Regions from separate parts of the Homo sapiens genome. Here region 2 is linked to region 1. Evidence: chromatin loops called from intact Hi-C (ENCODE). Cell type or tissue: tibial artery. All regions are shown on one strand. Links, peaks and the distances in the headings refer to the core of each region. The heading gives the core; the rest is flanking DNA.

Region 1 (4,388 bases), core at 254-4,253:
ACCACAGCACCATTCCTGTTTCTGCAGAAAACCCCTGCATGTAACAGGCATTCTAAAGGGGAAACCATCCCAAGAATAGGCCTCTCCCTGTCCTACCTGGCCACCCACAATGATGTCCTGGCCCTCACCTTGCTCTCCTGAGTCACATCCTGAATTGACAGTTGTACCATAGGGTTGGGTTCCTTGTTCCCCTTCTTCAGCTGTGGTGGGTACAATTCAGAGGTCACCATCTTGGGGGATTCGGTTTTGGTTTTGGTGAAGGAAGGTGGGATCGCATCAGAATCCTTTCCCTGAGATGGATCTGATCCCCTCCCTGGGACCCTTATGTTACATGCTGATACTTCTGGAGCAAAGCAGGCAGGGACATTTGCATCCTCAGCAAGGCAGGGTTGGGGAATGTTACATCCAGGGCTCCTGTTCACCCAGCCAAACTCACAGGAAGATCCTGGGCCCGATCCAGGTAGACAACTAAGATGGCAGCTGACGGGGGATCTGGTCGAGAGGAGACTCCCCAATTCCACTGTAGAACCTGGGGAGGGGTGGTAGTAGTCAGATCTTGGTCCCCGTTCCAAGTCCCCTACACTTCCAGCTACCTATTTCTCCCCTGCCAGCTTCCTATTTCCCATGTGGCTTACCTGCTCCAGTTTCTCTGCATCTGACAAAAGTGACAGCCATTCTAGCCTCAAGTGAACTTGGCCTTGCCCACCTTGTAGAGGGAACCACTAGAAGAAATTGAGATGTAGTAGAGATCAGATACCTGCTCAACTACTTCCCTACCAATGTAGCAACTACTATCTACCCAAAGGGTGAGATCAGCCCCCACCTTCCTCTTCTCCCAACTTACATCATCCAGAACGCTAGCCTGTAACACCTTCCCTACATCCAGCTTCATTCTGAGGGTTGGCGGGGGAGAGGGTAGTGAAAGGAAGAAAAGGGTAGTGTTGTAATTAGCAGCATGTCAGTGGCCCTCCACTCACCCACCCAGAAATGACTGGCAGATCTCAGACTCCCTTATTCCTCTCAGAAGATATTCACCTGCATGCGTGAGTATGTGCATGGTAGGGGCTGGGGGTGGGGAGGTTAGGAAGGAAAATGATACATGATTCCCAGGCCCAGAAAGTGAGTATAATTACCTCCAGAACCTCGGTAGCATGGGCTTTATTTTTTTTATTTTTATTTTTTTTCTTTAGAGACAGAGTCTCGCTCTGTCGCCCAGGCTGGAGTGCAGTGGCGCGATCTCGGCTCACTGCAAACTCCTCCTCCCGGGTTCACCCACCATTCTCCTGCCTCAGCCTCCCGAGTAGCTGGGAGTACAGGCGCCCGCCACCACACCCGGCTAATTTTTGTATTTTTAGTAGAGATGGGGTTTCACCGTGTTAGCCAGGATGGTCTCAATCTCCTGACCTCGTGATCCGCCCGCCTCAGCCTCCCAAAGTGCTGGGATTACAGGCATGAGCCACCGTGCCTGGCCAGCATGGGCTTTAGAATCCTAACAGGCAGAGTCTCACCTGCCCAGAAAGTCATCTTTATCTGGATCCTTGTCGAACACCTCCACTTCAATCTCCTGCCCTGGGACCTCGTGTACCATCACCTGGGGAACACAGAAGGCTGAGTGTCTCATGGGGCTGCAGCTGTGAGGATCATCCAATCAGCATCTTCTCTCACAACCTCCTGGGGCTTCCCCATTTCACAGAGCTGCTCAACTCTCCCACCTCATAAGTCTCTCCCCACTGTGGGTTGAGTTCTTCATCAATGACACGACTGCAGAATGTCTGGGTACCCAAACGCACAAGTGCATATGGGTCTGACTTGCCCTCAATCAGGCCCTTCACATATTTGTCCTTGGAACTCAGCCCTCGAGCAGCCAGCAGGTGAATTCGAATAATGCCCTGGAGGAAGGAATCAGATGGTGAGAAACTAAGGACCCAGCAAGGGGTTCCTGAGAGAAGGATCTATCTAGTGGGGGAAAGGCCATACCCTGGGCAGAGGGGAACGCAACTGAGCCACATCTTGAAGGTCAGGCACAAGGGGCACCAGTAATCGGTTGGGCAACACGAGGAAGGCAGCAATGGAGTCCATGATCATGGTGTCAGAGAGTGAGCTGAATGGGGGAGTAGAAAGGAGTGGGTATGGCCTCAACTTCCAATTTTCTCCTAACCCCAACTATGTTTCCCACACCCAAGAGAGACCTAAAGCTGTAAGAAAGTCCTTTTGTGAAAATCCTTTGTGCTACTCTTCTACCCTAATTCCCCACCTACTGCTCTCTCCCTTCTTCACTGCCATCCCCATTGCCTTTTGCAGTCTTCAGCCCTCTGCATTCCCTTCCTGCTCCCCCAACCCAAAGAAAAATCACAGTATCAAACTTTGCAGGGGTATTTGTCTTTGCTCCCCAAATGAAGTTGAGGCTCCTAGAGGACACAAGCAGCATCTTTGACTGCTCTGTGTCCCTTAAACCCCCAACCCAGCGCTGGAACACTCAGCAGGTGCTCAGTAAGTCCTTGATACCTAAGTCCTGGGATATCCAGCAGGTTGGTCATCCCTGTCCAGTTGATGTCTAGGGTCTGGAGGGAAAGAGCAGGGGTCAGGACAGATCCTATGGGGTGTGGTCATACCCATCAAACAGTTGCCAGAACCCCTCGGCCTTCTTGTCAGTTCCCTTCTCATTCCCCTTCACTGGCTGCCCTCATCCTCCCAGTCCTCTGTTTCTCCTGCTTCCCCATACCCCTTCATTGTTTTCCCTTACCGGGCGTCGGATGAAGAACATTGACACAGCCCCCACGAAGGGAAGGTCCCCAATGAGTGGCTCCAGTATCACCCGCAAAACGCCATGTAGCTGAGGCAAGAAGAGAAAATCAAAGCCTTTCCCCAGAAAAGTCCCTCTTCTGTCCTCCCAGACTTTCTCAGCCTTGGTCTTTCCAACCTCACACTTCCCCATATCCCATGAAACGCAGGACAAACATTCCCTATTATGTGGCCCCTGACATCTGGCCTACCTGCATGCCCTTGACTCCTGCTTTGCAAAAATATTTCTTCACTTCCACATCAATCTGCACATCACCTACATAGCTGGGGATTGGTGAAGAAGAGAACCAAGAGAGTTAGTCCTTGGCTGAAGTTGCGGGGAGGGGGAGTGAAGTAGCCTGGACTGAACAGGACACATTGAAGGGGAAGCAGTAAGAGTGGTGAGTGGTATTACCTGATGTTCAAGTCCAGCAGGATCTGCTCTTTTCTCTGACCTGGGTGAACCTTGACTCCAATGATGCGCAATGGCTAGGGAGAGAGAAATTCCTGAGAGAGGGCAGGGATAGGGAGAAGTACCTGAGTCTACTCCGGGCCACTCACCCTCCCTAGCCTACCTCCTCACTTTCCCTCCTCCACACATACCTTTTCACCCAGTTCCACTCGTGTAAATGTAAATGTTTGCAGATGGGGGTTAGATCCCCTAACAGCCGGAGCCACAGTTTCAGCCAGAAGCTTCTCCATATACTGGCCCAGGAAGGGCCAGACCTGGGCCACAATCTGGGAGGAAAGAGAGATGGTCAGAGGAGAGTCCAGTCTTCCCTCTCAAGGCAAGTTCCTTCAGAATCCTCCCCACGGAGAGCACTGAGGGTTGAGGATGGGTCTGGCAAGAAGAAACAAATTCCCATTCTCCCCTCATGAAGACTAAAAATCAAATCAATCCTCACCTTATTGAGCCATTCAGCCTTTTCCACGTCTGGGAAGCTGACCTGGAGGTGGGGAAGGCAGAGACAGTGACGTGCAGCACACCCTCGCCTCTGGTTTCCTACTAAGATGCTGGTGGTGTGCCACAGAGGAGAGGGAGTGTGTGTGACTCCTCACACTCAGGGTGGGCGAGGGGCGAGGATGCCCCAAAGGTTCATTCCTCACAGAGTTTGGGGGCTGATGTCTCTCTAATAAGGGGAGCTGACAAGGTAGAGGTCACGCTGTTGCCCTGTGGATAGCTCAGGGACGTGGTGAAATGACAGCTGCTGAGAGAGAGAGGAGCGGGAGGAGGAGAAGGGCGCATTCTTTCTGGAGGGGGAGGTCCAGTCAAATTGGAGTTTGAGGGAATCCTGGGATTTAAAAAGTCCTGGTTCCAGGCTGGCCGCGGTGGCTCGCATCTGTAATCCCAGCACTTTGGGAGGCCGAGGCCGGCGGATCACGAGGTCAGGAGTTCGACACCAGCCTGACCAGCATGGTGAAACCCTGTCTCTACTAAAAATACAAAATTAGCCGGGCGTGGTGGCGCGTGACTGTAATCCCAGCTACCCAGGAGGCTGAGGCAGGAGAATCGCTTGAAGAGGCAGAGGTTGCAGTGTGCCAAGTTCGGGCCACTGCACTCCAGCTTGGCAACAGAGCGAGACTCCGTCTCAAAAAAGAAAAAAAAA
Region 2 (4,388 bases), core at 320-4,319, 130 kb before region 1:
GCCAGGTGCGGTGGCTCATGCCTGTAATCTCAGCACTTTGGGAGGCCGAGGTGGGTGGATCACGAGGTCAGGAGATCGAGACCATCCTGGCTAACAGGGTGAAACTGCATCTCTACTAAAAATACAAAAAATTAGCCGGGCGTGGTGGTGGGTACCTGTAGTCCCAGCTACTCAGGAGGCCGAGGCAGGAGAATGGCATGAACCCGGGGAGCGGAGCTTGCAGTGAGCCAAGATCGCACCACTGCACTCCAGCCTGGGCAGCAGTGCAAGACTCCATCTCAAAAAAAAAAAAAAAAAAAAGTCAGGCAAACAAAAGAAAAAAAGGAAGGGAAGAAAGAAATCAACAATTAGAAAGAGATTGGGCTAAGTGCAGTGGCTCATGCCTGTAATCCCAGCACTTTGGGAGGCTGAGGTGGGAGGATCACTTGAGGCCAGGAGTTCAAGACCAGCCTGGGCAACATAGTGAGAACTTGTCTCTCCAAAAATAAAAAAGAAAAAAAAAAGAGAGACTAGAACTAGGTGGGTGCAAGAGAATGGTGGTGCCTGCTGTTGAGTTTTAAGAAATTCATGCTATTACAGTACAAGCCTTTCCTCTGCTTGCTTTCTAAATCTTCAGTCAAGCTCTCCACTTTCAGGAAATCTTTCCCTGAGAAGTGTTGTGTGTGGTGGTTATGCAGAGGGGCAGGGGATAAAGTAAATAAAGACTGTGTTGTAGCCAGGCATGGTGGCTCATATCTGTAATTGCAGCACTTTGGGAGGTGAAGGTTGGTGGATCACCCGAGCCCGGGAGTTTGAGACCAGCCTGGGCAATATGGTGAAACCTTGTCTCTACAAAAAATACAAAAAAATTTAGCCAGGCATGGTGGCACATGCCTGTAATCCCAGCTACTTGGGAGTCTGAGTTGGATCACCTGGGCCCAGGAGGTTGAGGCTGCAGTGAGCCGTGATTGCACCACTGCACTCCAGTCTGTGTGACGGGAGTGAGACCCTGTCTCAGAAAAACAAAAACAAAAACAAAAAAAGACTGTGTTGCAATTCTTGTCCAACTAATCTGGAAGAGACATCTGGTCTAGAAACAGGGTAGCTCTTGGGCCGGGCACGGTGGCTCACACCTGTAATCCCAGCACTTTGGGAGGCCAAGGCAGGCGGATCATGAGGTCAGGAGATCAAAACCATCCTGGCCAACGTGGCAAAAACCCATTTCTACAAAAAATACAAAACATGTCCGGGCGCAGTGGCTCACTGCCTGTAATCCCAGCACTTTGGGAGGCCAAGGCGGGTGGATCACGAGGTCAGGAGATGGAGACCATCCTGGCTAACATGGTGAAACCCTGTCTCTACTAAAAATACAAAAAATTAGCTGGGCATGGTGGCGGGCGCCTGTAGTCCTGGCTACTCAGGAGGCTGAGGTTGAGGCAGGAGAATGGCCTGAACCTGGGAGGCGGAGGTTGCAGTAGGCCGAGATCACGCCACTGCAGTCTAGCCTGGGCGACACAGCGAGACTCCGTTTCAAAAACAAAACAAAACAAAACAAAAAGCCAGATGTGGTGGTACGCACCTATAGTCCCAGCTACTCGGGAGGCTGTGGCAGAGAATCACTTGAGCCCGGGAGGCAGAGGTTGCAGTGAGTGGATATTGTGCCACTGCACTCCAGCCTGGGGGACAGACGGAGACTCTGTCTCAAAAAAAAAAAAAAAAAAAATGCGGGGCGAGATGGTTCGCACCTGTAATCCCAGCACTTTGGGAGGCCAAGCAGGTGGATCACCTGAGGTTGGGAGTTCAAGACCAGCCTGACCAACAAGGAGAGACCTCATCTCTACTAAAAATACAAAATTAGCCGGGCGTGGTGGTGCATGCCTGTAATCCCAGCTACTCGGGAGGCTGAGGTAGGAGAATCACTTGAACCCCAGAGGTAGAGGTTGCGGTGAGCCTAGATGGCGCCATTGCACTCCAGCCTGGGCAACAAGAGCAAAACTCCGTCTCAAAAAAAAAGTTTGAGCCCATCTTCTCTGGATTTCAAGTAAGCAAGAGCCATTGGGTGATCATCAAAACCCATTTTTAATAAGCTGTTCTACCTCTATAGCAGTTAGTACTACCAATTCAAAATAATTATTGACCAAATGAATATGTTTTATTATTTATCTATTTAATTTTTGAGACGGGGGTCTCACTCTGTCACCCAGATTGGAGTGCATTGGTGTAATCTCGGCTCACTGCAACCTCTGCCTTCCAGGTTCAAGTGATATTCCCACCTCAGCCTCCCAAATAGCTGCGACCACAGGGGCACACTACCACATTTTTGGTAGAGACAGGGTTTCATCTTCTTGCCCAGGTTGGTCTCAAACTCCTGAACTCAAGCAATATGTCCACGTTGGCCTTCCAAAGTGCTGGGATTACAGGCATGAGCCACCATGCCTGGACTATAAATGTGTTTTGTCAACTTTTCTTTTTTTTTTTAATTTTTTTTTTTTTTAATTTTGAGACAGAGTTTCACTCTTGTTGCCCATGCCGGAGTGCAATGGCGCGATCTCGGCTCACTGCAACCTCAGCCTCCTAGGTTCAAGCGATTCTCCTACCTCAGCCTCCCAAGTAGTTGGGATTACAGGCATGCACCACCACACCCGGCTAATTTTGTATTTTTAGTAGAGACGGGGTTTCTCCATGTTGATCAGGCTGGTCTTGAACTCCCAACCTCAGGTGATCCACCTGCTTGGCCTCCCAAAGTGCTGGGATTACAGGCATGAGCCACCGTGCCCGGCCGCCACCTTTCCGTTTATCCTCTTCCGTGATACCCCAAGTTGGGTGATGATCTCACTTATTTTCTTTCCTAACATCTCTTCTTTTCGCCTCTGCACTCCAGAGAGAGTCTGTTAAAATGTCCACATCCCCCAGTCCTCCTTTCCACTACTGTAGTACAGTGCCTCCTTCCAGTTCACAAATGGTAATCTGGAGCCACCTTCAGATGGGCACATGACCTTAAAGGACAGATTTACTCTTTCGAATTCCACTGTCTTGTCCAGCCCCACCCGCCTCTGACTAAGGGCTTATACATGTGAGACAGCTGCTTTGAATGAGGAGTAAGGATCTGGTTGGTTAAAAGACAGAAATTAACAGGGATACATAACTGAACTGTGACCTCATTATCACTCTGCCTTAACCAAGTTGACTGCTACAGAATCCCCAAGGTCCAACAGGCCTACCAAGCCAATTTGCTTACTGTCCCCTACTAATTGGTTTAACTAATTACTGCCATTTAAACTTTCCTAGTTTAGTCCCTATACTTGAAACAACCGATTTCTTCCCATGTCTCCACCATTCTACATCAATAACTTCCTTCAAGTACTGACTCAAAACACACCTCCTCCAGGAAGACCCTCTTGACTGAACCCTTCCTTCAACATTACTCTGAACACATAATGCCATGTAATCTAGCATGTATCCTATATTCTGTAGTTGTTTCACATGTATATGTATGTTCATCTACTAAGTTATAAGCTCCTCATAAAGAGACACCATTACTTCTAATTTTTGACCTCCCGACCAATTAGTACAGGGCTGTACATCGGGTGAGTCCTCACATTTAGTCAGAAGAAGGAAAACTGAGGCTTAAAAATAGGCAGCCATCTGTCTAGAGTTACCCAAATATGAATGCTTGTAGTTCAATCCAGAAGGACTGTCCATATAAGAAGGTTTTATCACCACTTCTGGCCTCCTCCTCCCATACCCTGTGTGTCTCCCTGAGCCCTGAAAGTATCAGTGTTCCCTACATCAAATCCCTTTTTTTCCTACTGGGAAATCCTCTTTTGATGCTCTAAATAATATTAAAAATAACTCTTCTAGCCCGTCCTCCTCCCTCCAATTGCCCAGAGAACCAGGCTGGCAACCTCTCTTGTTCACCTCCATCCCCTAGCCAGAACCGGGCACGTGACCCCAGCTGAACCCCTGACTCCAATTCCTCAGGTTACCTAGAGTTATTTTGGGCAATGGATACCATGTATGCCCCTCCTCCTTATCCTCTGGGCCATATCCTAGTTTAGCCCTTCCTGGAAGGCCCATCATACCCAATAGCCAAGTCCCAACACCCATATCCATTTGATCCTTTGCTACCTTTGGTTTCTGCTGCTGCTTCATCATCATCATCAGTCATCAAATATTAAATGCCTGTTTCTCTATACTGATATTCTGGAGCTTAAAAAAAACTATACCTGGCTGGGCACGGTGGCTCACGCCTGTAATCCCAGCACTTTGGGAGGCCGAGGCGGGCGGATCACGAGGTCAGGAGATTGAAACCTCCTGGCTAACATGGTGAAACCCCATCTCTACTCAAAGTTAGCCGGGCATGGTGGCAGCACCTGTAGTCCCAGCTACTGGGGAGGCTGAGGCAGGAG

What was found. A loop is a pair of places that touch in the nucleus more often than their neighbours do. Peaks named below come from ENCODE experiments on the same cell type or tissue, not always from the same donor. Only the 100,000 strongest peaks of a DNase experiment are listed, where the experiment ranks them.
Region 2: a loop joins it to region 1, with 3.0 times the contacts of the local background. A loop is called at or near these places in 10 of 110 quality-filtered maps.

Annotation. Positions count from the first base shown.
Region 1 is chr12:56,129,922-56,134,309 of GRCh38, reverse strand. ESYT1 (extended synaptotagmin 1) reads right to left here. Exons shown (of 31, transcript NM_015292.3): 2 at 3,687-3,728; 3 at 3,385-3,519; 4 at 3,197-3,270; 5 at 2,994-3,066; 6 at 2,744-2,833; 7 at 2,506-2,561; 8 at 1,978-2,101; 9 at 1,713-1,889; 10 at 1,509-1,591; 11 at 845-893; 12 at 636-722; 13 at 437-529; 14 at 129-200. Among named protein-coding and RNA genes, the nearest start is that of ESYT1, 3.8 kb to the right of the region's middle. In tibial artery, for the core only: no CTCF peak of the experiment used is centred there; no DNase peak of the experiment used is centred there; H3K4me3 peaks cover 486 bases; H3K27ac peaks cover 1,607 bases.
Region 2 is chr12:56,260,678-56,265,065 of GRCh38, reverse strand. No RefSeq gene overlaps it. Among named protein-coding and RNA genes, the nearest start is that of COQ10A, 4.1 kb to the left of the region's middle. RefSeq lists enhancers at 878-1,047, 2,501-2,670. In tibial artery, for the core only: no CTCF peak of the experiment used is centred there; no DNase peak of the experiment used is centred there.